Linked DNA regions of Homo sapiens: all the other regions are linked to region 7. A link is a contact called in ENCODE Hi-C or POLR2A ChIA-PET data. All regions are on one chromosome and are shown on one strand. Each heading gives the region's core, a stretch centred on a gene start or an enhancer-like site at or near the end of the contact. The rest is flanking DNA. Distances are from core to core; before and after follow the strand shown. Region 1 holds the start of DENND1B (DENN domain containing 1B). Region 2 holds the start of KIF14 (kinesin family member 14). Region 3 overlaps NR5A2 (nuclear receptor subfamily 5 group A member 2). Region 4 has its middle 2.5 kb from the start of GPR25. Region 5 holds the start of ZNF281 (zinc finger protein 281). Region 6 overlaps LOC124900414 (a long non-coding RNA gene). Region 7 holds the start of MIR181A1HG (MIR181A1 host gene).

What was found. Hi-C counts contacts between places; a loop is a spot of excess contacts on that map. ChIA-PET counts read pairs that join two places held with the same protein, here RNA polymerase II (POLR2A). Pooled maps may share reads with other maps.
Region 1: a loop to region 7 is called in a map of OCI-LY7, with 4 times the contacts of the local background. The contact joins the promoter of DENND1B here to the promoter of MIR181A1HG in region 7. A Hi-C loop is called at or near these places in 4 of 168 maps with a recorded cell type or tissue (CD8-positive, alpha-beta T cell, OCI-LY7 and naive thymus-derived CD4-positive, alpha-beta T cell), 4 of 37 single-sample maps with no recorded cell type and 10 of 50 pooled maps.
Region 2: a loop to region 7 is called in a pooled map, with 5 times the contacts of the local background. The contact joins the promoter of KIF14 here to the promoter of MIR181A1HG in region 7. A Hi-C loop is called at or near these places in 1 of 37 single-sample maps with no recorded cell type and 7 of 50 pooled maps. POLR2A ChIA-PET finds 5 or more read pairs at or near these places in 1 of 52 experiments (activated T-cell).
Region 3: a pooled map shows a loop between it and region 7 (4-fold over the local background). The contact joins the enhancer-like site here to the promoter of MIR181A1HG in region 7. A Hi-C loop is called at or near these places in 2 of 37 single-sample maps with no recorded cell type and 8 of 50 pooled maps.
Region 4: a pooled map shows a loop between it and region 7 (4-fold over the local background). The contact joins the enhancer-like site here to the promoter of MIR181A1HG in region 7. A Hi-C loop is called at or near these places in 4 of 37 single-sample maps with no recorded cell type and 5 of 50 pooled maps.
Region 5: a pooled map shows a loop between it and region 7 (4-fold over the local background). The contact joins the promoter of ZNF281 here to the promoter of MIR181A1HG in region 7. A Hi-C loop is called at or near these places in 2 of 37 single-sample maps with no recorded cell type and 10 of 50 pooled maps. POLR2A ChIA-PET finds 5 or more read pairs at or near these places in 1 of 52 experiments (MCF 10A).
Region 6: a map with no recorded cell type shows a loop between it and region 7 (2.6-fold over the local background). The contact joins the enhancer-like site here to the promoter of MIR181A1HG in region 7. A Hi-C loop is called at or near these places in 1 of 168 maps with a recorded cell type or tissue (endothelial cell of umbilical vein), 1 of 37 single-sample maps with no recorded cell type and 5 of 50 pooled maps.

Annotation. Positions count from the first base shown.
Region 1 is chr1:197,773,935-197,777,931 of GRCh38, reverse strand. It overlaps DENND1B (DENN domain containing 1B), which reads left to right and starts at 2,452. Exons shown (of 23, transcript NM_001195215.2): 1 at 2,452-2,793. The coding sequence starts at 2,777. RefSeq lists an enhancer at 1,235-1,284 and silencers at 1,659-1,953, 2,245-2,444, 2,595-3,104.
Region 2 is chr1:200,618,258-200,622,413 of GRCh38, reverse strand. KIF14 (kinesin family member 14) reads left to right here and starts at 1,663. Exons shown (of 30, transcript NM_014875.3): 1 at 1,663-2,003; 2 at 3,576-4,156. The coding sequence starts at 3,691. RefSeq lists a silencer at 1,576-1,725 and an enhancer at 1,894-2,395.
Region 3 is chr1:200,152,219-200,156,339 of GRCh38, reverse strand. The region is part of intron 7 of NR5A2 (nuclear receptor subfamily 5 group A member 2); the gene reads right to left. Among named protein-coding and RNA genes, the nearest start is that of NR5A2, 130 kb to the right of the region's middle. RefSeq lists an enhancer at 2,665-2,734. Within about 2 kb of position 2,024, at least 5 of the 41 ENCODE cell types and tissues checked have a DNase peak (open chromatin) inside an H3K27ac peak, as active enhancers do.
Region 4 is chr1:200,868,580-200,872,458 of GRCh38, reverse strand. No RefSeq gene overlaps it. Among named protein-coding and RNA genes, the nearest start is that of GPR25, 2.5 kb to the left of the region's middle. Within about 2 kb of position 2,543, at least 2 of the 41 ENCODE cell types and tissues checked have a DNase peak (open chromatin) inside an H3K27ac peak, as active enhancers do.
Region 5 is chr1:200,407,643-200,411,384 of GRCh38, reverse strand. ZNF281 (zinc finger protein 281) reads left to right here and starts at 1,349. Exons shown (of 2, transcript NM_001281293.2): 1 at 1,349-1,439; 2 at 1,662-3,742. The coding sequence starts at 1,680. RefSeq lists enhancers at 1-95, 771-820, 367-944, 945-1,522, 1,523-2,100 and a silencer at 1,161-1,340.
Region 6 is chr1:200,476,525-200,480,145 of GRCh38, reverse strand. LOC124900414 (a long non-coding RNA gene) reads left to right here. Exons shown (of 3, transcript XR_007066784.1): 2 at 1,992-2,133. LOC124904480 (a long non-coding RNA gene) reads right to left here. Exons shown (of 2, transcript XR_007066783.1): 2 at 1-2,178. Among named protein-coding and RNA genes, the nearest start is that of ZNF281, 68 kb to the right of the region's middle. Within about 2 kb of position 2,330, at least 4 of the 41 ENCODE cell types and tissues checked have a DNase peak (open chromatin) inside an H3K27ac peak, as active enhancers do.
Region 7 is chr1:198,935,638-198,939,437 of GRCh38, reverse strand. MIR181A1HG (MIR181A1 host gene) reads left to right here and starts at 2,009. Exons shown (of 3, transcript NR_040073.1): 1 at 2,009-2,212. RefSeq lists enhancers at 1,709-1,758, 2,159-2,218.

The DNA of each region.
Region 1 (3,997 bases), core at 1,203-3,702, 1.2 Mb after region 7:
AATCATCGTATTTGATCATGGACATATATTTAGAACACTGTACCCCAAAGCTGCAGAATATATATTCTTTACAAACCACATACAACATTTAAGTCTTGAAACATTTAAAAAATTAACTAAATTAATTAATTAATAAGAAATTAATTAATAAATAAAGACCATGTTCTTTGACAACAATACAGACTATGTTCTTTGACTGGTATGGTCCTGAAAACTGTTAATATTAATTGTCGAGTAGGAAATATCATTGCTGAAATATGATCTTGGGAAGATTTAAGACTAATTTGAAGGTTTGCCCTTTGTACACTTCTCTATCAGTCATATGGGAAGTTCTATATGAAATGAGTATTACTAAAGTTATACCATCGATTTCATTAAAGCTATTACCAAGGTAAGTGTATGATATTTGTTTTCTAATTTTTTAACACCTCATGCATGTAGATCATGTACACCTATGTTCCTATCCCTTTTATTTCAGTAATAACAGAACAGATAAATCTCTTCATTATGGTCAGCCTAAAAGCTCACTTAAAAAGATTTGCTTTGGGATGCGAATGTGTAGTATTTCCCTCGATGTACTTAACATAAATGGAATGAAGAACAATTTTATACTGTTCAAGGGTATGACTGTCATTTAAAATAAAATCCCAACAATGGATGAGGAAAACAATTGTATTATTATCTCCTCACACCAAATTAAAAAGTCCTCAATATGGTCACCCCAAGTAGGGTTCCTTTCTTTGGAAATAATTAATTATAATGAAAGGAGAAGTTTGAGAAATTCAGTAACAGTTGGGGCAGAAGTGGCTTTTAGCTTACGAATTTTTTTTTTCAAGGCTTTGGAGTATGGTCACTTATGCAGAAAAATCTTTATTTGGGAAAAGAAAACTTATGTAGTATAGTTTGCCTAATTGTGAAACTGAAATTCACAGAATAATTTCTCAAAAGATAATACAAATTTGTAGCACCTGTTTTACTTGAACATCACACTGCTCATGTGATGTACAAGTAATAATTCCCATTTTACAAATGTAGGAACCGAGAAACTGAAGTGTCTCACCCCGAGTCAAGCTATGACAACACTTTATGATAAACACATTTTTTTTTTGTTTGTTTGTTTCCCAGTTATGGCCCGTCCTCATTTTTTACTAACAGGCCCATGGCTATACAATATTTCTGATCCTGTTGACCAAGTAGTACCCAATTTTGGCAAGAAAGTTTAAGGTTATATAACTGAGTGCAACTTCAGGTTCTCTGACTCTTGAGTTTTTTAATTCTTAAGACTCCTTTTCTGACTTTTATGTCTTATGACTCACACTACATTCATACCACATTTGGTTTCCTCTCATCATCTTAACTTCTGCATGAATAAAGTCTGAAGTAACCACCTTTTGGAAGAAACACTGTGGCTATGTGTCAAGGGTGGCAGTGTTAGCTGGGAGAAGGCCTTTCCCAGAAGATCTCTGTGTAAGAGCCTGGCCTTCCACAGTCATTTGAATGTCCATCATAAGACTTTTCTACCTGTCTTCTCAGTAGATCCTAAATATGAGACAGCAGAGGAGGGAGACAGGCAATATGAGGTAGAAGTAAATAATCAGCATCAGATAGACCTGGTGTGAACTCCAGCTTTGCCATTACTCCCTGGTTTCTTCATCTGTAAAATGCTGATGAAAGTATCTATCACACACCTATGACAAGTACTGGGTGAGAGTGCACATAACCTGCTTCACATGTGCTTTAGGGCTGTGTAAATCAGTCCCTCCCACGCTTATTCAGTGGTGCCCTCTCTGAACTCGCCTAAACTGCCAGACTATGAGGCCTGCGACTATGTACATGTGTTCAAAAGTTAGTCCTTGGTTATCACTGCAGTCTGTGGTATAGGAATGTCTGCCTCCCACATGCGCAGACAAGTGGGGCACTACCATTTGGCTACTTGACAGGGCTATTTAGCAGGTGCACATGTCTGAACATTCCTGAATCAGGAGGGGGTAGCTCTGGATTTCAGAGAGCTGTAAGCAGGCCACAGCTGGAGTGACGCAAGAGCCAGGGGCATCAACTTGAGCTCTGAATTTGTAGTATGAAATGAAAGGAACCCAAGTCCGTGTGTATGTGTGTGGAAAACACTGCAGGTCGAGGTACTTTTCCAGGTACTTCGCCCTTTGTGGGGTTGCAGCCCCGACGCCCTGGAATCTGGACTGGACCCAGAAAGGAAGCCGGTTTGGTTCATGCTGAGGACACAGGGGGCACCTTGCCTTTCTGGCTAGGTGGCAAAGCGGTACGTGGGCCATCCCAGCAGGCACTAGCGCTCCCCCTGCACCCTCTGGCCGCCCGGGCGCGGGGACCTGGCCCCCGCCTCCTCCACAGTCTCCGACTTGCGAGCCGCACGGCCCAGGTGAAGCCGCTGGGCGCGTCCCCGCGCGCCCCTTCCCCCTCCCGGCGACTTCCTGATTTGCAAGAAGGTGCAGGAGCCGCAGCGGGCGGCCCCGGTCGCAGGAACTGAGAGGCCTCAGCTTTGGTGGCGGCTACCGGCGGAGACGGGGGCGGCGGCCACGCCACCGCTGCTGTCACAGAAAGGCTCTGGTGGGTGGGGTGGGAGGCGGGGAAGTGCCGGGGGCGCAGCCGACATGGGCCCGCCGCCACGGCTGCTGTGAGCAGCCTCTTTCCCTGTGTGGCCGCCGGCGTGGGCGGGGACGGCGCGACCCTCGCGCGGCCGGGCTGCGGGCTTCCAGGCCAGCGCGCGGGGGCCGGACGGACAGCCCCACACCGACATGTAACCATGGACTGCAGGACCAAGTGAGTGGGGGGGCCCGGGCGCGTCGGGGGCGGGCGTCCCTCGGCGGCCCCTCCCAGGCCAGCTCGGCTCCTCCGCGCCTCCGCGCTCAACCGGCTCCCCGGGCGGCCGAGGTTGGCCGGGCGGGCTGGGGGTGCGGTCCGGCCCCCAAGCCTCTGGCCGGCCGGCGGGACGGCGCTAGGCCGCAAAGCCTGCCCGCCCTGCGTCCCCGGCCCTCCGTGGTTGGCGCGGCTCCTCCCGGAGAGGCCACTAGCGCCTTGTCGACGCCCGCCTTTCGGGGGACAGGGGAGGCCGGGCGGCCCCTGACACCGCCGCTGAGGGGTTCTCGTGCTTCCCCCGAGTGTGTCAGATGTGACTCTCCTGGGGCTGCCTGTGTGCGTGTGGTGTCCGGGAGGGAGTCAGCGTTGAGGTTAAGAGGTTATTATTCCGAGTGCTCTCTGAGCATTAAATATAACCGGTGTTTTCTTAAGTCCGTTTGTTACTTTTGTCTTGGATGTTTTCTTATGATTCTGCTTATAAAATTAGATTGGTCTCTGGTGTTTCTTTATGCAGCAACTGTAGATGCATGGTTCTTGCAAAACGGTATCCAATTAGAGGGTACTTTTATGTGTGTGCTAAAGTATTTATCAACGACTACTTTGCTCAGGAGATTAGGTAAAAAGCAATTTTAATAACGGTGGTGATTTTGTTTCTAGGTATCTTAGAGGCATGAGTTTTATATTTTTCTTCTGAAACTTAACTTTGGAAAGAATTCCTTTTTACTTCGCTTACCCACCCTTTACTATCTCCTTCTCAAAAAGTTTAAAATAATGCCATGTATATTTGTATTATTGTGAAAGGCCGTTTGAATTTCACAGAAGTAAAACTGAGTCAATATTTAACTTTTACACCTAAGAGAAATTCTAAAGAATATTAGGGAAAGAGGGAAATTATGTAATAGAATTATTTTCTTCAGTGTGTTTGACATCATGGTGGGCAGGGTAAGTGAGTAAAAATAGTATGCTTCTTGACATTAATTGTTTTAAGAGGGAGGAAGTCATCTGAGCCCAGATTATTCCCATTGAAACAAGTTAATAGCGGAAAGGCTAAAAAAATGTATATTTGCATGTTAATTTATATGTCTTGTCACTTCCTATGTTTCCAGATTCATATCTTATAAGAAAAGCTTCCAAAAAAAGAAATGCTTTTTTTTAAAGTCAGAGCTGG
Region 2 (4,156 bases), core at 414-2,913, 1.7 Mb before region 7:
AAAAAGGTCTTTATGTCTTCTGTCATGTTTAATATATATTTCCAGTTACATTTTATTTTTATTATTTTGAATTATACATATGTTTAAAATTTTTATGTATTTGAGTTTGTCTGTCTTTTCTTTGACATATCTTGCTTTGTTTCTAAATTGAATGATCATTTTCCCATAGATGTGATAACTTTTTTTTTTTTTTTTCTTGAGACGGAGTTTCTCTCTTGTCCCCCAGGCTGGAGTGCAATGGCGCGATCTCGGCTCACTGCAACCTCCGCCTACCCGGTTCACGTGATTCTCCTGCCTCAGCCTCCTGAGTAACGGGGATTACAGGGGCCCGCCACCACGGCTGCCTAATTTTTGTATTTTTAGGAGAGACGGGGTTTCACCATGTTAGCCAGGCTGGTTTTAAACTCCTGACTGCAAGTGATCCGCCTGCCTTGGTCTCCCAAAGTGCTAAGATTACAGGCGTGAGCCACCGCACCTGGCCCTGATAAATATTATATTCTATTTTCTGATAGTTTCCTTATACCTTAATTTTAATTGAGTTTTAGAATGATTTTTAGAGTAAGATTTAGAATGAGTACTTTATCATCTGTTTGGTTGGTCTATATAATTGGAGCTACTTATGGTCTCTATCTCAGTGAATACTTCTTCAATATCTCTGTACTTTTTGCCTGTTTAAAAAACATTGTTGCTTTACAATATCTATTTATCTAGTCTTTCTCATTTATTTGGTTATTTTTCAGAATGTATTTGTAATATTTTTTCAGATTTCAAAATCTTATGGGGGCTGGGCGGCGCAGTGGCTCACGCCTGGCAGCTTACAAGGTCAGGAATTCGAGACCAGCCTGGCCAATATGGTGAAACCCCGTCTCTACTAAAAATACAAAAATTAGCTGGGCGTGGTGGTGCGCGCCTGTAATCCCAGCTACTCCAGAGGCTGAGGCAGGAGAATCGCTTGAACCAGGGAGGCGGAGGTTGCAGGGGCCACTGCACTCCAGCCTGGGCTGCAGAGCGAGACTCCGTCTCAAAAAAGAAAAAAAAAATTAAAAAAAGGGAACTTTTACTGAAACGGAGTTACATTGTACGGCGGCAAGAACCTTCAAGTTCTAGTTATGCCACTGCTAATTGTCTGATCTTTCACAAGTTTAACTCTAAACCTCAGTTCCTCATCTGTAAACGAGGGATAACATTAATATTTATCTCACAAGATTTTCAGGACTGTTTAAAAATTCATATAAGACATTTAGCATATTTCCTACGTGAACGCCTTGCATAGGAAACACTAGAAAAGTTAATTATTATGATTAACTTGGGGGCAAATATCCATTTACAATGTGAAGTCTTCGATGTAATGGCTTCTTTTAGATTAAAGACCGACAAGAGTGTCACTGTCATGCTTTTCGTTTGACACCCACTTCAACGAGGGGCCCGCTGCGCCCGCGACCGCCGCCCCTTCCTCTGGTCGGATTTAAAGGGGGCCAAGCTCCACGCTTTAGCAGAACCCGAGGAGGGGAGGGAGCGTTGCCTGGGAGATGAGGGTGGGGCGAGTCCAGCATTCAGAGACGGCTACCGGAGCCCAACCACCGGCACTTCCGGGGGGCGGGTGGAAGCAAAGGCGCGGCACCCGACGCGACGCCCAGCAGCCAATCAGAAGGCGGGGCGCCCATTCAAATTGCGGCCTTCTGGGGAGCCGGCGCTGGAGGTGGTGAGTGGCGTGGGGACTGTGTCGAGGGGGTCCCCAAGGTGCCGGACCCTGCGGAGGGGCGAAGTTTCGGCACTGGGGAGGGCGTGCGGACGCTTTCCCTACAGGCGACCACTGCTCTGCGGGCGGGTGGTCTTAGCTCCAGTCCCCCATTCAGTTCCTCAGCATTCCAGGTCGGCGGCGAAGGGGTCCCCGAACGAAGGGCGCAAGGCAGCGTCTCTGCTGGGACCGGGAAGCCGGACTTCAGGGCCTCTCGGCCCGTGGGCTTCTCCCCGAGTCTCCCCGAGTCGGTTGGCATTAAGAGGTAATTCTTAGTCATAGCCCCTGGTAATGACTAGCAGAGAAAGAACAGAATCACCGGATGTTTTGGTTTGGATTGTGCTTATTTTCCTTGTATTCCTTCCAGTCCTCTTTAAAATCTGATGGCGAAACTCCTCAAACAGAAACCGTATTGATTTGTGCAAATCGCAAATGGTTTTTAGTTGCAAGAGAATTTCCAGAATCTTCTTTTTGCCTTTAAATTCATTTCATAACAGGAAAATTCTGTATTTTGAGTTGAAACGTTGATGGGAGATGCTTATAAGCTGACGAATTTTTTTTGTAATGACTGTTATTTATGTAAAAATTTAAAAGCCTCATTTAAAAATGAACTTCCATTAATTTGTTCCTCGCTAGCAATAATCTTTGCAATAGTTTGAACCAGTGTCATTTTACAGGTTAGAACCCGGCATGCAAATTTAAAGTCTTGTTTACATCCTTGTAAGGAGTTGGATACAAAGCTGACTAAAAGCCAGGTCTCTTAGCTGTCACTGCTGTTCCCTTTCTTTAAAACGTTAATACCTGATAGATATTGTTGCTGTATATTTACATACACCTCTGTCTAATTTGTTGTCTTACTGCTAAAGGGCAGGTTGTCTGTTTATCTAATCTTGCATGGTTTTTCTCAACACAATTAATTTACAGTACTTATCGTACTTACTGCCTGTGGTACTTGGGAATAATCTGCCTCGTGACACCAATCAATTCAATCTTCTCTATAGGCATTCCTGTATTCAACATACATGGGCCGGACGCGGTGGCTCACGCCTGTAATCCCAGCACTTTGGGAGGCCGAGGCGGGCGGATCACAAGGTCAAGATATCGAGACCATCCTGGCCAACATGGTGAAACCCCGTCTCTACTAAAAATACAAAAATTAGCTGGGCATGGTGGTGGGCGCCTGTAGTCCCAGCTACTTGGGAGGCTAAGGCAGGAGATTTGCTTGAATACAGGAGGAGGAGGTTGCAGCAAGCCAAGGTCGTGCCACTGCACTCCAGCCTGGTGACAGAGCAAGACTCCATCTCAAAAAAAATATTTTTATAAAAATAAAATAAAATAAACCTTCTTATGGAACATTGGCAAAAAAAAAAAATACGTGTAGCAGGTATTTATAAAAATACTTTGCTCCACACTCTGATTTAGGTGCTAGGGTTTCCTTTAGTCCTTCCCATTCCCCACACTGGAAGTACTTGAAAATCTATGTTGGCATGCACTTTTTACATCTTCTAAGTCACTTGACACATTTGGCCTGATATATGGCTTATCAGTATATTTCTTCTAGACTAAAGAAATGGGAATTGTATTCTTGTCTTTGAAGTCTACAGTATCTATCAGAGGGCCTGGCACTAATGGAAACTTAGTCAATATTTGTTGAATAATGATGGTAAGTTCTCTGAGAGACTTGCCTGAAGTTGCTTGGAAGCAGTATCTGAGCTGCAGATTGTGATCTATTGTAATGTATGCCTCTGGGAATTTACTTACACAATGGGATGTTCTCTCTATATTTTTAAAGCTTGTTTGTAGTCTGTGTGATCTAAATCTTTTTTTTTTCTTTTAGTTTAGCAGATACTTTCAGAAATGGATACATAAGAAATGGCTGGAAATCAAATGAATGTCCAAAGAAGAGCTTAGGGTCTTAGTAACATTCTTTTTTAAAATAACTGTCTGCCAAAATGTCATTACACAGTACTCATAATAGAAATAACAGCGGTGATATTCTTGATATTCCTTCTTCCCAAAATAGTTCATCACTGAATGCCCTCACCCACAGTAGCCGACTTAAGCTGCATTTGAAGTCGGATATGTCAGAATGTGAAAATGATGATCCATTATTGAGATCTGCAGGTAAAGTCAGAGACATAAATAGAACTTATGTTATTTCTGCCAGTAGAAAAACAGCAGACATGCCCCTTACCCCTAATCCTGTAGGTAGATTGGCACTTCAGAGGAGAACTACAAGGAACAAAGAATCATCTTTGCTTGTTAGTGAGTTGGAAGACACAACTGAAAAAACAGCAGAAACACGTCTTACATTACAACGTCGTGCTAAAACAGATTCTGCAGAAAAGTGGAAAACAGCTGAAATAGATTCTGTCAAAATGACACTGAATGTGGGAGGTGAAACAGAAAATAATGGTG
Region 3 (4,121 bases), core at 775-3,274, 1.2 Mb before region 7:
GTCAAAAAGTTGTTTCAGTAGTCATAATATTCTGAGTTGCTCTGACCTCTCCCCTGAGGGAGGATGCAGGTTTGCTGACGTTCCCACAACTGTGGGTGCCACTCCTATGCCCCCTACAGAAGCCCTCTTTGGAGTTTACCCTATAGAACTATTACTGTCTTATAGGGATTTTCAAAACTGAAGTGTTAAGGATGTAAAACAAAACCCTAGACTCTTCACATGACCCCCATGGTGGCTCAGTAAATATACCCACAGCAAGTTCAGAGGCAGCCCACGACCACTCATAGTTCTCTAAGTTTCAGTTGGTAATAAAGCTTTCATCTTGGGAAGTAGTGGATTTAAGTAACTGTTGAAAATTTGATTTTTGGGCCAGGCGCGGTGGCTCACCTCTGTAATCCCAGCACTTGGGGAGACTAAGCGGGTGGATCACTTGAGGTCAGGAGTTCGAGACCAGCCTGGCCAACATGGCGGAACCCCGTCTCTACTAAAAATACAAAAATTAGCTGGGCATGGTGGCTGGCACCTGCAATCCCAGCTACTTGGGAGGCTGAGGCAGGAGAATCGCTTGAACCCAAAAGGTGGAGGTTGCAGTGAGCCAAGATCGCACCATTGCACTCCAGCCTGGGTGACAGAGTGAGACTGTCCAAAAAAAAAAAAAATTTTTTTATTATTATCTGTGGATTCAGCATTGTCATTAATCCTCCATTAACAGAAGGAAATCAGGAATAGCTTTGTAAGTTCCAAAATAGTGAAATACATCACAAATAGCAAACTGGTAGTCGACCTGGCAGTGGCCAAAGCCAATGATGACTTTACAACATCTCACTTCTACATGAGGCTTTTTCAAGATTTTAAAGCAAACACTTCTTTAAGGCATTAGACACATCTCTAAAAACCAATTCTTGAAAGGCCTGTCTTTCTCCAAGTCTACTGTATAATTATTACAGTAAGATTTATAATTTATATAATTATAGAGTTGCTTCATTTTATCTCTATCTTTTGTGCTTCATTTTAAACTTAATGAATGTGCCATTTGGATGCAGAAAGGTTTTTTAAAGAAAAAATGCATAAATGTTAGATTGTGTGCACAGAACAACTGTTTATCTGATGTGATTATTATGGATTGCATGCCTGTATCAAAACATTTAATGCTATCTCAGGATTATCAATCTTAATCCCACTTCTGCATTGGTTGGTGGTGGAAGTGGGATAAGAGCCTAGTACTTACTCTCACTGTTCAGATGACCTTAAGAAGTCCACTGGATTCTAAAGTTTTGCCCTCACAAGCTGCACTTCCACCCTCCTGAAGCTTTATTGAATCTTAGTCCCGGAGTTGTAAACATAGATATTCCTAAATCTCAGTTCACAAAGGGGAACCACCCCTCCTTGGAGGCTGGAATGCGTAGAAACCTTGTTGGGTAGGTAAAATAAAAGCATCTTTTTAAGCTTCTGAGAGAGCTTCCAGCCACTAAGGCAGGTGCCAGAAGAGAAGACGTGGGTAGATAGCAGTCAACATGAACTGGACATTAGTGTGTGAACAAGCAGCTTACTGACTTGTCCATCATTATCTCTAGAAGACCCTTCCTAAATGTTCTGCTGAAACTCTCATAATGCCTTTCTTTTTAAAAATTTACTTATTTCTTTATTTTTAAAGATAGGGGTCTCACTATGTTGCCCAGGTCAGATTCAAACTCTTGGCCTTGTGTGTTCCTCCTGCCTCAGCCTCTGCAGTAGCTGGGGCTACAGGCATGTGCCACTGCATCTGGCTCTCCACAGCTCCTTTAATGACCAGTTTATCTACTTGCAAGTGGTGGACAGTGGTGGGGCCACCAGAGACCACCACCATCTCTCTGGTACTTGAGTATCACCCCATTGCTCTCTGGTGACTCATCAGGGCTGGTGATTATTGTTATCAACTGAACCCAATGCACAGCCACAGGTTCCCTCCCACACTGCAAGACTTTGCATGTTTTGGTCTAGAGGCAGTTAAGAGAGGATGTCAAGTGTGAGCCCAGCTATCAGTAAGTAGGAAGTCTAACACAGGAAATAACACCATCTGTGAGGCTGGCAATAGCACACTCCCACAAAAGTACTCTTAATCATGCTTACACACACACACAACTTCAGGACTGCTGAAACAACCCTGAAAGGTACATATATTGAGGAGCTGGAGGAAGCAAGAGCAGACAGGGAACCCCTGTGGAAGGAAAGATACTTCTGGAAATAATGTGGTGAAAGTGAAAAATATATTTGTAAAACAAAAATATCCAAAATTATTTTTCTTACCATAATTTGCATAAATAACACACCAATTTAAGAATGCAACTGAATCACAGAATAACATTTATGTCAGTGCAATTTTAGAATCCTCTTTTTGACATATGAACTAATTTTGTTCTTTTTTCTTAATTAGAAAATTCAAATCTTACATGATTAGGGAATGAAATAATTATAATCATAATTGTCTTTGCTTTCATCTGTGTTTGATTTTCTATCTACTTCTCTTTCCTTTTCTTTTCCCTCCATCCCTCTATCTCCCCCTCCATACCTTTCCTCCTTCCTTTTATTTTTTCTTACCTAAAGTAAGAAACAAAGTAAGTACTTGCTCATACATTATTGTCTCATTCTTAGTACATTTTCAATTCCTGCTTAAAATGCATTCTTTCACTATACCTGTTTTAAAAAATGTATTAAACAGCTACTAGATGTATAGATGTCTAACCAGCAACCTCTCTGGCAGGGAGCCGTAAGGTTGATGGCATAATTACTGTCATTCTGGATTTCCCCATCATTTTGACCCTATAGGGCTTGGAACAGCTGGGTTGGAAAGCCCCTACTGTGCATAATATCCTGTTCTGGGTTTTCTGCCAGAGCTCGTACCCTCTGTTGACTGCACATCACAGCAGTGCAGGGATGCTGCGACATTCTCAGAGCCAACATTCTCCTATGTGGCTCAGGGGAAGCACCAGCTTATTTGGTATTAGGGTTCAGTATGTCATGGAAGGATTTCTTTTTAACTATGTGAAAAAAGCATGTGGAAAGAATGTACTTTTAACAGGAGCATGAGTGCTACCTTGAGGAAAGTGTTAGCTGAATTCACAGAGAATCTGTAATCATCCAAATGCTATTCCACTCTACTTAGACTTCCATTTCTTGTAAGGACAACTACTCTAAAGTAGGCTTTAGATAAGTACTACTGCATATAAGTAACATGCAAAACACCAGCCAGGAAAGTAGCAAAAGGAATAAACGAAAGCAAGAGTGTAATTAAGATTGGCAATGCATGAATTATTTTCACTGTTTTAATTGTCAGGGACACTGGCAAATAGAAAGGCTAACCTTGCAGATGTCATTGCTACCTGGTTTGCTGGGGAAAAGAGGATCTTCCTCTTGGGCTGTGGTGCAGGAGAGAGCCTGTTGCCAGTTTCTCAGCATCCTCTGATGAAACCAGCAAAGACTAATTAATCTTTTCACAGTCCTTGCAGAGCATACCTTTTGGAGCATTAAACTCTCAATGTAGTGACCATAGCTGAATGGCAGTTCATTCTGTTGTTAGAATGTCAAAGGCAAATGCAAAATTCTCACATAATTTTTGGGTGCATAGAAAAACGAAATAGAAAAAAAATCCACAAAAGTTGGGAAAACTATGAAAAAAATGGGATATTTGAAAATTTTATCATTTAAATATTCCTCCCTTCCCCTAAAACAAAACAGATGCCCAAAAATCAAACCACTTGTTCAAATTCATCAGTATTTTAAAATGGTATTTTGGGGAAGTTAACCTGGTACTCAAGGTTTTAGTTTGTTTCCTGTTTGTTACTGTAATATTTCAAAACACATTTTTGTAGTTTCTTAACATTCTTATATGAACATAAAAATTATCAGGCACGTTTTTGCCTTCTTGCTAAATATATTATCTCTAAAGATAAAAAATAACTGGAGTTTGGACTTGGATCATAACAGTAACATATGGAAAACCTTTATGTAGATCATAACTATCAGAAAGTAATGAACTAATTACTTAAATATATAGATCTGAATACATTCATTGCACATGTTAAGATTGGGAATTCCATGGGATTTATGATTTGTACATGGTTCAGATTCAGGACTTGTTAGGA
Region 4 (3,879 bases), core at 1,294-3,793, 1.9 Mb before region 7:
AAAGACTCCACTGCCGGGACACAGCAGATCTGGGTGGGTGGGGGAGCCCGCCCTGGGCAGTCAAGCAGTTGTTAGCGTCCTGAGATGTGGGGCTCATGTCTTCACCCTATGAGTGGCTTCTCTGACCCAGTCAGGTCCTCATGAAGCCACGCGAAAGGGTTTTAAGGCAGCGAGGAAGGGGTGTAGTCAGATCATCCTGCTGGAAAGGGGTGAAACCTGGGATTCACATCTGCCTCTTCCCTGTCTTCTCCTATCCTAAAAAACCTGTCAAGCCAGACACAGATGTAAGCTCAGTTCAAAAGATGACACCTAATGAAACACCAGATTAGTTGTCCTAAATTATGAGTCAGGAGCTTGGAGGCAGCAAGATCCCTTCTGAACTGAGAAACTGAGAGTAAGGGGAGGATTCATAAAGACGAGGGGGAATGAAGTCTGACCCTGAGGAGGCAGTGGGACCTAAGGAGGAGAGGATGGGTGAGGGAAAGCTTGCTCTTTCTCCTGAAGGAGGCATGCAGCCACTTACATCTGAATTCTTCTTAGCAGATATCCCTTCCACAAGATATTGTGGTAGAACTGATGTCACAGTGCCCTCTGAGTCTGTCCCCAGTGTTCCCAGGTATGAGTGGCTGATGTGCCGGGCAACCCGGTGTGGAAAATTTGAGGTGGATTATCAATTTTGTTCGATTAAGACTTGTTAACAATGAACTCCTCCATGAAGCAGGCACTGTTTCAGGCACTGCAAGAGATGCCATTCTTGGCCTTCGCAGTTTGTTGCATAGGCAGGAGAGATGGTTACATAAGCAGAATCTTATGTAATCTTATGCAGGGGCCAAATTGTAGTAAATGTTAAAAACCAAGCCCTCTTAGGGTTTAGTGGAGGGGGAGTGATTATTTTTGACGGGAGGGCTGAATCAGAAAAGGCCTTCGAGGAGATGACACTTGAGATCAGTCCCAGGAAGGAGCTGAAAGTCAAATAAGAGCAGCAGAAAAGAGAAGAAAGGGTCAGACTCGGAGGAGGGAGTAAAGGGAACAAGTATACCAAAATGAGTAGGAATGTGGGCTTTTCAGGGGACAAGCAGTCTGCCAGAGCCCAGGGTAGGAAGGTGGGGGCAGGAGATGAAGCAGGAAAGGATCATGAGGGGATTTGGATTTCAATCTATAGGTCATGGGGAGCCAGGAGGCATCGATCTGTGTTTTGAAAAGATCGCTGGCAGAACTATGGAGAAGGGAGAGGCTCAAGCCAGGGAGACCCCATAGTAGGTTGTAATTATTTGTGTCTGAAATAGATCATGAGCAGTGGGGACAGAAATGGGAGGGTATATTCAAGAGATAATTGTAACATCATAGGTCTCACAAAGAGGAGTCAAAGATAAGCCTGGGGTTTCTCTGCTTAGGGACTATATGGACGCTGTCCCCTTAACTGCCAAGAACACAGAGAGGCACATGTGTGTATGTGTTCAGTTTGATGTTGAAGTGGGGTCATGAAATAATTTATCATCTAACCAGGATGTTTCTGAGAGTGAAAGGGGCACTATCAGAATTAACCTGGGCCGTAAACCAGGACTATTTTGGGCAAACTGGGACATAAGGTCACCCTCGCTCAGGGTCCCTCTGGCACACGGAGATCCCCAGGAAGGATTTGGAAAATGGTCTTAGAGGCCGGGCGCAGTGGCTCACATCTAATCCCAGCACTTTGGGAGGCCGAGGTGGGTAGATCACTTCAAGTCAGGAGCTCGAGACCAGCCTGGCCAACATGGTGAAACCCTGTCTCTACTAAAAATGCAAAAATTAGCCGGGCACGGTACGCGCAAGTCCCAGCTACTCAGGAGGCTGAGGTGGGAGAATCGCTTGAACCCAGGAGCAAAGGTTGCAGTGAGCTGAGATCAAGCCACTGCACTCCAGCCTGGGTGAAAGAGCGAGACTCCATCTCAAAAAGAAAATGGTCCTAGAGCTCACAGAGGGTTGGGTATGCAGTGTTTAGGCTGCTCCTGTCAAGAATTTCTCCCACACCAATTACAAGATGGGCAGGGAAGAGAAGAGCCTAGGGAATGAATGGTCTGGACCTTCCCTTCACTGGCTTTTCAGCCTCCGGGCTTGGTTTTCCCCTGAAGACCCACCCCAGAGCCGCTTTTCTAATGTCTGAGCATGTGGTTGCTGGTGAGCGGTGCCCACATCCGGGGTGGAGTAGGGGGCTGCAGCCTCCTCCCCTAGAAGGCTAGCAGGGGCAGTGCTTGCCTGCCAGAGCCCAGAGACCATCAGAGACAGACCCAGTGTTGCTGGACTTCACCCCTTCAGGCACACCTCAGTCTGCGGGCTCAGAGAGTGTGAGTGATCCTGAAAGCTAGAGATGAACAGCAGAGAAGCCGCCGGGTGAAAACAAAGAATGGGGCAAGCAGACCAAGAGGGGAATATAGGAAGGGGGTTGAGGGGAAGTAGAAGTAGGTTATTTTAAAAATCACAGAGCTACTTGCTTCCTGGGCCATCATCTCATACCCAAGGGAAGTCTGTGGCCCAGAGCATATGCTGAATTTTCTCTGCTGAGGCCTGGGTGCTGTCCATGGGCCTTACTGAACTTGTCTGGATGAGAAGAAACAGCAAAGGTCAGAGCCAGGGACACTGCCTTAGGCCCGGTCTCCTGGGGTGCCCAGCCCGGTTTCAGTGACCAAGGCCAACTTCACAAGACTGCTCTTTCACCCTTCAGGAGGACTCCCCACAGGATTACACACAAGTCAACTAATAGAAACACTCACCCTTACAGGCTGGGAATCCTGGCCATGCTCTCTAACAGGTGTGGACAAAGCAGAAGAAGTCTTCCCTCTTCCTCCATCCCACCCCTGGGAGCCTTCTCTAACCTCCATCCCTAAGAGGACTTCCTCTCTCTGCACTGCTGGAGCCAGGGCAACTGTTACGTGGCTCCGTCTTGCCTTGCCCATGGGATTATGAACTTCTCAGGGCGAGGGGGAGCTTCTTTCTACTCATCAGGGTGATTAGCACAAGCCTGAAAACAGAGGAGATACTTTAAATAAATATCCAATGCTTCGGGCTAAATTGTTTTCGAGAGTAGGTTTATTTCTGCCCCTTTACAGGTTATATTTAAGTTCTTATAACTTATTTTTTCTAATTTTAATTTTTCTGTACAAAGAATCTTAACATTTTAAGTAAATTGTATTTGCCTTTTTATGTTTAATCATAAAAGCCATCTAATACATTACAGAATAAAGAAGTAGTCGTCATCTTGGACCTGCTACCCCTACACAACCAAACTTAGCCAGTGAAGGACATTTTCAAAAGTATTTATTTGTAATCTCATTATTTTTAGATTTTCTATTTTTAAATATTCCATTTCAGATATTCTTCACATTTTTTACACAGGTGTTTCAAAGTCGTATCTGTAATTAGAGTGTACACAGTATTCTCAATTAATATCATATAAATCCACATGAGTCTATGTTGCTTAATTTTCTAAACCCTTAAATATGGATATTTAGGATGTTTCTAGTATTTTTAACTGTTATAGAAATTTGTAATGAATAATTGCACTTATGACTTTTTTATATTGTTTTTATAACATAAATGCTCTTGTATAAGTACATATAAATATGTATTTATATACATATAAATATGTACAAATATAACATATTTATATAAATATGTATAAATATAACATTTATATAAATATGTTGTAAAACACGTTATAAATACAAATTTTGTAACAAAGGCAATGAAAATTTTTATTGCTTGATACAAATGTTTACAGTGATTAGCAGTTTAGAATGTCACTGGCATTGTATGAGAGTATAAGGTTCAACACAGTCTTCTTAGAGATGTTCATCGGTAACATATATTTTCCATTGTAATAGGCAGTGAGGTAAAATGGTA
Region 5 (3,742 bases), core at 100-2,599, 1.5 Mb before region 7:
CTTATCTCAAAATTCTCATTAAATATTGTCTGTAAAATTTTTAGGGCAGGCTGAGAGAGGTCCATAAGTATTAGTAAATAATCCCTATGGTTTCGATTGTGAAATTTCCCAGAGAATTTATTATTTAATTATGAGAAGTTATTTAGCTAGAAACATTGTGATGTACATGTAACTTCATTAAGAAAACATACTATGTAAATAAGCTGTTGTCATAGTTCTAGTTCTTTTATTTAAAATTTCTCATTTATAAATATCCTTTGCTAGGAAAGTGTCTGGTTTAGATTTCTGCATGCTTAACATGAAATCGAGTGCCTTGTGTACATTAGACACTGAATAAATATTTGTTGTTTGATTTTGTTGATATAACTTTGATTTTAAGATTTTACTTCATAATTTTCCCTTACAAGAAAAATTTCTAAATTTGCAATGAGTTTCTCGGTATTCTGTACTGGCGAGGAAAGAGTTGATCCTAGCAGAGCTCTTAGAATGGCCTGGTGGTTAATTTTTCATAAACAATATAAAGGGCCAGGCATTCATAACGTGGCAAACAGACTGATTAGCCAGGCTAAGGTACGGGGGCATTTAAATAAGATGTAATGATAATGAAGTATGTGTGTGGGCGTGTTTTACAGGACTGCTGCACCTGGATTACGCTCGGTTTCCTCTTCCAGTAGCCTTCAGGAAGGTTGGCAGTAAGACAAGTTTTTTTCTTTTTCTTTTTTTTTTTTTTGTTGCAACGGTACCACTAATTGCGGTTTCAAAGCAGGCTCCTCCCATAAATGCAAAGGATATGCGCCCATTATTAGTGCTTCCAAATTCAAAGGGATAACATAAGCACCTGTTTTAATAAATGTTGAGCATTTGGAGTTGAATGCTTCTTGATAGAATCAAAAGTGCCCTCAATGATCCACTTCTAGGTTTGAATTTTATTTCAAGACCTGGATTGCAAAACCTAGAGTGAAGAAAGCCCTAACATTGAATCCTCAGTTTCCCTCACCTTCTCTTCCAGCCCCTTTCTCTGCATCTCCCACGCCACGCTGTAGTACAGTCCCCCGTAACTTCCCGCCCCTTGGGTTCCACCTCCTGAGCGTCTTTCCCCCAGAAACCCTCAACCACTTTCATCTCCTTCAGTGCAGCCCACCAATCACGCCTGTTCGCCTCGAAAGCCCCTTTTTAGCAGGGCTCCAAATCCCCGCCTCCCCTGCCCTTGCTCCCCCGCCTCCGCCCAACGGCCCCAGTGATTGACAGGCAGGCCGGGCGGAAGCTGCGGCGCAGGCGCCCTGGCTCCTTAGCCCTCCCCTCTGGCCGGGTCGAGGAGTTCCCAGCAGACACTGCGCCGCGGCTGCGCAGTACACGGGAGGCTTTTAATTCCATTGTGGAGAGGACGGCGTTATTTTTATTAACTGGAGGCGACGGCGGCTGCGGCGGCGGCGGGACCCGTAAGTATTGCCGGTGGGTCCAGGAGGGAGAGGGCGAGGCCTGGGGAAGAGTCGCAGGACCATGCGTGCCGGTGCCGGAGGCGACTGGGCTGGGAATTAGTGCTGGGCGCGTTGCGGTCTGGGCGGCGGCGCGGCGGGGTCCTTAGCGCTGCGGTGGTCCCGGCCCGGGGCCCGGTTCCACCTCCTTTCCTCCCTCTTCCCTCTTCCTCCTCCTTTCTTCAGCCAGGCCTCCTCCGGGGTATGAAAATCGGCAGTGGGTTCCTGAGTGGCGGCGGAGGTACCGGCAGTAGCGGTGGTAGCGGCTCCGGCGGCGGTGGTAGTGGCGGCGGCGGCGGCGGCGGCAGCAGCGGCAGGAGGGCAGAGATGGAACCCACCTTTCCCCAGGGTATGGTTATGTTCAACCACCGTCTTCCCCCGGTCACCAGCTTCACCCGGCCGGCGGGGTCGGCCGCCCCTCCCCCGCAATGCGTGTTATCCTCCTCTACCTCCGCAGCCCCGGCCGCTGAGCCCCCCCCTCCGCCAGCCCCGGACATGACTTTCAAGAAGGAGCCGGCGGCGTCAGCCGCGGCCTTCCCCTCGCAGAGGACCTCCTGGGGGTTCTTGCAGTCTTTGGTTAGCATCAAACAGGAGAAACCCGCGGATCCTGAGGAGCAGCAGTCCCACCACCACCATCACCACCACCACTATGGGGGGCTGTTCGCTGGAGCTGAAGAGAGGTCTCCAGGCCTAGGAGGCGGTGAAGGGGGGAGTCACGGCGTCATCCAGGACCTCAGTATTCTCCACCAGCATGTCCAGCAGCAACCAGCCCAGCACCACCGTGACGTATTACTCAGCAGCAGTAGCAGGACTGATGACCACCATGGCACTGAGGAGCCAAAGCAGGACACTAATGTCAAAAAGGCAAAAAGGCCAAAGCCAGAATCTCAGGGAATCAAAGCCAAGAGGAAGCCAAGTGCATCTTCCAAACCTTCTTTGGTTGGAGATGGAGAAGGTGCCATCCTCTCCCCAAGTCAGAAACCTCATATCTGTGATCACTGTAGTGCTGCTTTCCGAAGCTCCTATCACCTGCGGAGACATGTCCTCATTCATACAGGAGAAAGACCTTTCCAGTGCAGCCAGTGTAGTATGGGTTTCATTCAGAAATACCTACTACAGAGACATGAGAAAATTCATAGTAGAGAGAAGCCATTTGGATGTGATCAGTGCAGCATGAAGTTTATTCAGAAGTACCATATGGAGAGACACAAGAGGACACATAGTGGAGAAAAGCCATATAAGTGTGACACTTGCCAACAGTATTTTTCAAGGACTGATAGATTGTTGAAGCACAGGCGCACATGTGGTGAAGTCATAGTTAAAGGAGCCACTAGTGCAGAACCTGGGTCATCAAACCATACCAATATGGGTAATCTGGCTGTGTTGTCTCAGGGAAATACAAGTTCTTCAAGGAGAAAAACAAAGTCAAAAAGCATAGCTATTGAAAATAAGGAACAGAAGACCGGTAAAACAAATGAATCGCAAATTTCAAATAATATAAACATGCAGAGTTACTCAGTAGAAATGCCTACCGTGTCTTCCAGTGGAGGCATAATTGGCACTGGAATAGATGAACTGCAGAAGAGGGTGCCAAAATTGATCTTTAAGAAAGGAAGCAGAAAGAATACAGATAAAAACTACCTTAACTTTGTGTCACCATTACCAGACATAGTAGGACAGAAATCCTTGTCTGGAAAACCAAGTGGCTCACTTGGCATAGTATCAAATAATAGTGTGGAGACCATTGGTCTTCTCCAAAGTACAAGTGGCAAACAAGGTCAGATAAGTAGTAATTATGATGATGCCATGCAGTTTTCAAAGAAAAGAAGATATTTACCAACTGCCAGCAGCAACAGTGCCTTTTCTATAAACGTAGGACACATGGTCTCCCAACAGTCTGTCATTCAGTCTGCAGGTGTCAGTGTTTTGGACAATGAGGCACCATTGTCACTTATTGACTCCTCAGCTCTAAATGCTGAAATTAAATCTTGTCATGACAAGTCTGGAATTCCTGATGAGGTTTTACAAAGTATTTTGGATCAATACTCCAACAAATCAGAAAGCCAGAAAGAGGATCCTTTCAATATTGCAGAACCACGAGTGGATTTACACACCTCAGGAGAACACTCAGAATTGGTTCAAGAAGAAAATTTGAGCCCAGGCACCCAAACACCTTCAAATGATAAAGCAAGTATGTTGCAAGAATACTCCAAATACCTCCAACAGGCTTTTGAAAAATCCACTAATGCAAGTTTTACTCTTGGACA
Region 6 (3,621 bases), core at 1,081-3,580, 1.5 Mb before region 7:
CAAAAACATTTCTGCAGGTCTGAACTGAGTGACCTTTGAGACTCTCAGCATTGGCTGTATTTTCCTTTTCTGGAAATGCTGGGCTGGGAGCATTTCCAGAAATACTCCTGGGCTGGGAGAATGGCCTGGGCTGGGAGGATGGCCATGGAGAGGCTGGGCTGGAAGTATAGCCATGGGCTGGAGAGCCTGGGCTCAGAGCCTGACCTGGGCTGGGAGGGATGGCCATGGGCTGGAGAGGTGGGGCTGGGCTGGGAAGATGGCCATGGAGAGGCTGGACTGGGAGGATGGCCATGGGCTAGAGAGGCTGGGCTGGGAAGATGGCCTGGGCTGGAGAGGCTGGGCTGGGAGGCTGGTCACGGGCTGGAGAGGCTAGGCTGGGAGGATGGCCTGGGCTGGGAGGATGGCCATGGAAAGGCTGGGCTGGGAGGCTGGCCATGGGCTGGAGAGGCTGGGCTGGGAGGATGGTCTGGGCTGGGAGGATGGCCATGGAGAGGCTGGGTTGGGAGGATGGCCTGGGCTGGGAGGATGGCCATGGAGAGGCTCAGAACTCACCACAAGAGGTGGGAGAGAGGATGAAAGCTGGGAGCTGAGTGTGTGTCAGTGTGTGCAGAGGGGCTGGGGAAGGAGAGTGAGCATGCTTGCACAAGCATTCAGGGTGGAGAAGGCCAAGGAGAGAAAAAGGGAGTGAGCAGGCAGGTGGAGGCTACAAAAGTGGCCCTGTGCAGGGTGCTGGGTACTGCTGAGAGGCTGTCCTCTAGGGGTGCCTTGCAGGAACCGAGAGCCTAAGTCTGTCTTGAGGACTGCTGGGTGCAGAGTACACTTCTCTGTGACCTGGCAGGACTATCTGGGTCATAAATCACAGATTGTTTGCACCAACGAGGACCCTATCTACTCAAGTAGACCAAGACGAAGGGAAAGAGACTCCAGTAGGATGGGAGGTGGGAGTGGGGTTTGGCTGGGAGGGTCCAATGCTGCTGCATTGAGTGACAGGTGGCTCCTGCTCTCTAGTCACTTTAGGAGAACATGGTCCTGTACAAAGTCCACTCTACAGGGAGCTCATTGGACATCAGGGTTCCATTCCAGCTCTAATGCTGGCCACCCTTAAGTTTGTTATTCTGTTTACTTTTTTTTTGAGACGGAGTTTCGCTCTTGTTGCCCAGGCTGGAGTACAATGGCATGATCTTGGCTCACCGCAACCTCTGCCTCCCGGGTTCAAGCGATTCTCCTGCCTCAGCCTCCCAAGTAGCTGGGACTACAGGCATGCACCACCATGTCCGGCTAATTTTGTATTTTTAGTAGAGATGGGGTTTCTCCATGTTGGTCAGGCTGGTCTCGAACTCCTGACCTCAGATGATCTGCCCGCCTTGGCCTCTCAAAGTGCTGGGATTACAGGCGTGAGCCACCCCGCCAGGCTACTTTTTTTTTTTTCTTTTAAATCAACACCCATCCTGCCTACAGTGGGGAGAATTCTCATGAGAGTAAAATGAGATGGTAAATAGTATTCTGTGGCTGGATTCCAAGTACCCTTCAGGTCTCTGTTAGGATAGCACTACCTCCAGGAGACCTCCTCAGACCCACAGTCTGGGTTAGGGGCCCACACTATGAGCTTCCATAGTAATTGATCCCTGGCAGATTGATTGTCAGTCAGTTTACCTCTCTGGCTAAGCTAATGATCAGGACTGGTTGGTCCCTGTATCCTATCCCAGCACGGTTCCCGGCACCACGAGCAGTTCAGTAAACCTTGGTTGGCTGAATTAAGTGTCGCTGTTGAGTCACTGCAGAATATAATGCAATAGTTACTGATTTGCTTTTTATATAACAAAATCAAAAATTGAGAGGCAAAGAACAGAAGTAAAATCCAGAAGACTCAGCTGCTTGGGGCATGTTCCCACCCTGGACTTGCCAACTTTCACTGTGAAACTGCAACATATTAAGTATTCGTCAGCTACGGACTTCGTGCCCATGGAATTTAATCTGCTACTTCCTCCCAGGCCAACACCTTGAGGCCAGAGGCAACAGAAAGAGGATTGAGTGAAGCAGGAAGCCTGCAAAGCCCTGGATTCCAATCCAGCTCTAGCTGCGAGGCGCTGGGCACGGGTCACTGCTCTGCGGCTCTGCTTGCTTGTCTGCAAGGTGAGTCAATGCGGCTGCCTCGAACGCTCTTTGATTTTTATTTACCTGAAACAAAAAAACTTGTGAAGCCAGCAATACAGGCTTAGGCAGTCACCCTAAGAGCTGGCTAGGATTAGGCAGCAAACAATCTTTTGGCTACAATGTCTAGCAGGTACGAATACATTAAACCAAACATGTAAAATAGCGTAATTTGTGCTGGATGCATGGCTAAGTCTGCATGGGTCAGTGTGTGGGCACAAGACTAAATCAAGGCAAGGAGCCACCCCAATAGCTCACGGAGCTGGTTAAGCACCTGTGTCATCATTATGGTAAAACAGAATCAGAAAAAGTGTATATGTGTGGTGGGGGAAGGCTGGTAGGGGAAAACCATTTATTGAATCATAGGTAAATTTTTGTTTGCCGGCTGGGCGCGGTGGCTCACGTCTGTAATCCTAGCACTTTGGAAGGCTGAGGAGGGTGGATCACTCAAGTCCAGGAGTTCAAGACCAGCCTGGCCAATATGGAGAAACCCTGTCTCTACTAAAAATATAAAAATTAGCTGGGTGTGGTGGTGCACGCTTATAGTCCCAGCTACTTGGAAGGCTGAGGCATGAGAATCGTTTGAAGCTGGGAGGCAGAGGTTGCAGTGAGCTGAGATCATGCCACTGCACTCCAGCCTGCGTGATAGAGCAAGACTTGGTCAAAAAAAATTAAAAAAAAAAAGTTTTTTGTTTGCTACTTTTGTAAAATTTTGTAGTGTATATTTTCCATTGCAATGTATTTGTAGCACAATTGACTGACTATTGCCACCATCTACTCTCTCTCAATGGTTCCTAGCTCAAGCACATTCTCTCTTAAAATTGTAAAATTATACCTAAGCACCTTACATTACGTTGTTGCTGAGCCCTTGGCCTTACATTATATTATTTTATTTTTTTGAGACGGAGTCTAACTCTGTCACCCAGGCTGGAGTGCAGTGCACAGTCTCGTCTCACTGCAACCTCTGCCTCCTGGATTCAAGCAGTTCTCCTGCCTCAGCCTCCCAAGTAGCTAGGACCACAGGCACATGCCACCATGCGCAGCTAATTTTTGTATTTTCTGTAGAGACGGGGTTTCACCATGTTGGCCAGGCAGGTCTTGAACTCCTGACCTCAAGTGATTTGCCTGCCTCAGCCTCCAAAAATGCTGGGATTACAGGCGTGAGCTACTGAGCTTGGCCAATTTTAAATGAACCTAATGAACTACCTAATATGTTTAACTATTACACAGATATAGTATTTAATATGTACCTAGTGTGTATTAAAAACATATAATAGCAAATATTTCCAATTTTGTTACAGCATTAATGACCCTCCATTCTAAAATTAGTGTGCTTATTGAATTGTATAAGAAATATTTTCAGAAAAAAATCAATTATTTAATATTTAAAGGGGTGAAAACAATTTTTTTTTCTGATATTTTTTTGGGCCAGGCGTGGTGGGTCATGCCTGTAATCCCAGCACTTTGGAA
Region 7 (3,800 bases), core at 760-3,259:
TGCTTTAGAAAGTGCAGGTGAAGATGCTGTTGCACTTCAGTAATCACCTCCCATCTACAAACAAACCCCACAAGGGTTGCGGGAGCCAATGCAAATTTCCCATTTGTATGATTACAGCTGCTGCAGGAGGGTTACAATTCAGGAAACTCCTTGGTGGCTCTTGATATCTGGCTGAAATGGAATTTTTGACACTATTTTTGAAATGATCTGGTACTTATTCTGCTAAACAGTGGGTTTCAGATTTTGAACCAGCAGTAGGACTCATTAATACCCAGGCTGATGTTCTGAGAGCATGTGCCCCTTCAACTGATGTGGAAGCTCCTATGATTGCAAGACCCTGTGTGAGGCTGCTTGTAGGGCCCCAAGATAAATATGGTTCCATGACTGCTCCTCTGATGCTTATTTCCAGTCCCCTATGGATCACTTAATGGTATGATCTGGGTCTGAACCAAACAGACCCAGATAATGACATGACCACAGTTAATATTCCATATTTATGCCAAAATATTCTAATATATTAGACAAGAAAAAAAAAATGGAAAAATCAAGTCTTATTTAACACTGTGATGAGAATCCATATAGTGTGTAAAACAGATCAGAGCTGATTTGAATCACATGCTACCAGCTACCATCTACATAATACTGAGTAGTATACACCTCATTTCCTCATCAATGAAATCAGCAAAATAGAATAATTGACTCATTAACAGTTGTGAGAACTGAATGAGGGGCTCTAAAGGGTTTTGCACATTACTTGCCATACAGTAGGAAGGAACCTATAAGTGACAACCATCATTATTTGGAAGGACACATACCTAGTTGGAAAAAGTAGGTATGGAATCAGCCACTTGGGTTCAAATCCAGGCACTACCATGGTAGTAAAACATTTGAGTCTGTTTTTGCCGAGGAGAAATGAAAGTAGTCAAACTTATTCTATGGGTTGTACAATTATTGAATTAAATGAGAAGGTAACTGGCTCTTAGTAGGTACGTAAGACAGAGCAAACTAGTATTTATTTCAATGTTTCCTTCATTTATTTTGCATAACACGGTGGATCAGTGTTATGAAGAGAGTCACTACTGTCAGAGGCTACATTCCTCACCTTTAACATAGGGAATGTGAGACTTGATGACTTCTAAGGTAGTTTACAGCCTCTAAATCTTTACAAACACATTTAAGTATTTTTAAGGAATTGGGTGAATTAAAGAATCCTAGCAAAACTAAAAATACCTTCTGACTGGCAGTTTCTGGACATTCTGCCTTACATAAAGTGGTAAATTAAAGAGTGACTTTGATGGAGAAATATATTTCTTCTTTATCCCTTCTTAGTTAAAGCCCCTTATTTGATTTGTTTTGATATTGTTGCCTTTTATTATTTCCCAGAGTTATTTCTAGCCCTCCTTTCTCCAAAATGTAATAATTACTCAAAAGTTAATTCTGTTGTTGGTGTCACTAATGGACAATTTAGTTTATTAGTTTAGAACTACAATAAAGTCTCTGTAAATGTAAAAATAAAATTTGAAAATGCGTCATTGAAAATAATTGATTTTGTGCTTCAAAACATGACAGTTCTGCAAAGGAATATGATGATAATTTACTTTCTGTCACTTCCAAGGTTAACTGAAGGGAGAAAAAAATACAAAAAACATTTTTTCTGACAGGCAAACAGGCAAATTATAGACAAAACTGCAGGGCAGGGGGATAAAAAGAAAAAAGAAATCTTAAAAAAGCTGAGCTTCCAATCACCTCCCACCAGTCTCTGTGAAGGATGACTTCAGTCCCTTTCTTAACTAATTCTGTCACTGTAAAATCCTACAGTCATTCTTCCACACATAGAGGACAAATAAGCTCAAGAGGAGGATCTAGATGCTTTCAGTTTTAACTATTCACCAATGGTGGAAAAGGCAGAATGCCTAAGCTATGTCTTTGTGGCCAATAGGATAGCTCTGTATCTCTCACATGACTCACTGCCCCTGTCTTTCACATGGGCTGTAATTTAGTTCAATTCAGAACTGCAGATAGTACAGCTTCCACAGGAGCAAGGGATGTCTGAGCACAAGTGGCTGAGTTCCGAGTGACTTTATGAAGCACTTTCTACCTTCCTCTCCGGCATGAAAACAGGGATTCTGCACCTGCATCATGGACAGTCTGGCAAAAGCCTCTGCTCTGCCTCCGGGGACAAGAAACTAGAGCAAATAACCGTTTTGAAATTGTAAGTATACCTTTCTTTCCGTCAAGTGTACTGATTAAAATAGTTTTATGTCATAAACATCCAATATTTGAAGATTTCTTAAGGGTACTCTTTCATGTGTATATTGAAGGTTATTCAGCTGGCAGGAAAATATTCCAGGGACAATTGTTGCATACTTTATTCTGTTGAGGATAAAGAATTAAAAATAAAAGTCAGGCATTCCAAAGAGTAGCTGTAGGAGGCTGTGCGCTGGAACATCGCTCTAGTGTGCTGCTTTGTTCATAAGAAAAAATGAAGGCACACGCATATGTACTTAGTTCACTTCTTTTTGCTCTTTATGTCTAATCAGATTTGCTCTGTCCCCAAGAAAAATAAAAGACAAACTTTGCTGACTCCACTGACAAGGGCACCATAGACTTTCCAGACATCTGACAGTTATTATAATTAGCTATGAAAGACTGCAAAGACACTTGGGGGCAAATAGCTCTTAAATTCTGAACAATGGCTTCAAGCCAGGGCTTTATATGTTTTTTTAACCACCACTTTTAATTTTATAATAAGGATAGAGACTGAACTGGTTTCGGTGTTGTAGTCCACACAATGTGAAATAAAGTCCCAGCAGAAGTGAAGGCGACTGAAAGTGGCCAGTGTAAAGACAGAAGGAAAAGACAGCTTTCTGTCTTAGGATCTAGCCTTCCATGTATAAAGATTTTTTTTTTTTTTGAAATTCCTAATAGGGTGGAGTGAGGATGTGGGGGTGGGGAGGAAGCATGCGGAAGCTTCTTTATAGAAGAATGCTTGAAGAATAAAATAATTTGGCATTTCTTCTTTCTAGCAAGCAAAAGATATGATTAGCATCTAAGTTCCTTACATTCATAGTGAGGTTTTTTGATGGAGTTCAAACAGAAGCAACATACAATGCAGTTTTTAAATTTATAAAATAATTGGAAACAAATGGATAGAATGTTCCTGCATTACTGCTTTCTTTTTATATTCAGCTACAGTAATCTAGCAATACATTATGCCTTTACTTTTAGAATTATCCACATCCTTAAAAAGTTATAAGCTAAGTCTTATAAGAAATTAAAAGGCAAATCACACCAGTGTGATTATGACTGATGAAGATTTTGAATGACAAAGCCTCCAACAAAAAGAGTTTGTGAAAAACATTGTCCTCCTCATTTTTAAAAGAGAATATTAACTCCATCAATTATTGAAAGGAATTATTCAAAGGCTCCAGACATAACTAATTATGGCTTAAAGAGAGCTGCCAGAGCAGAGCCTGTGTTCTAATTATAAAAGTCCAAGACGTTAGGATTCATTTTCTTAAGGAGGGCTTGAAAATAAATACAAATTTTCACATAATCTTATAAAAATACACCATTTTTTTTCTTTGTCTGCTCTCATGTTATCTACACCTCCCCCACCGCCGCCCACTGTGTGCTGAGACACCTGAAGGCTAGACATAATGATCAACAGAGCTCCAGCCTGTCTGGACTCCAGCCAGATTTTTTTCCCCTTCTACAATCAAGGAGCTTGCACGCAATGCATGCCGAGCCTATTCCACTGCTATGTGCAGATCCGGGATGGAAGTCTTACACATACTGCG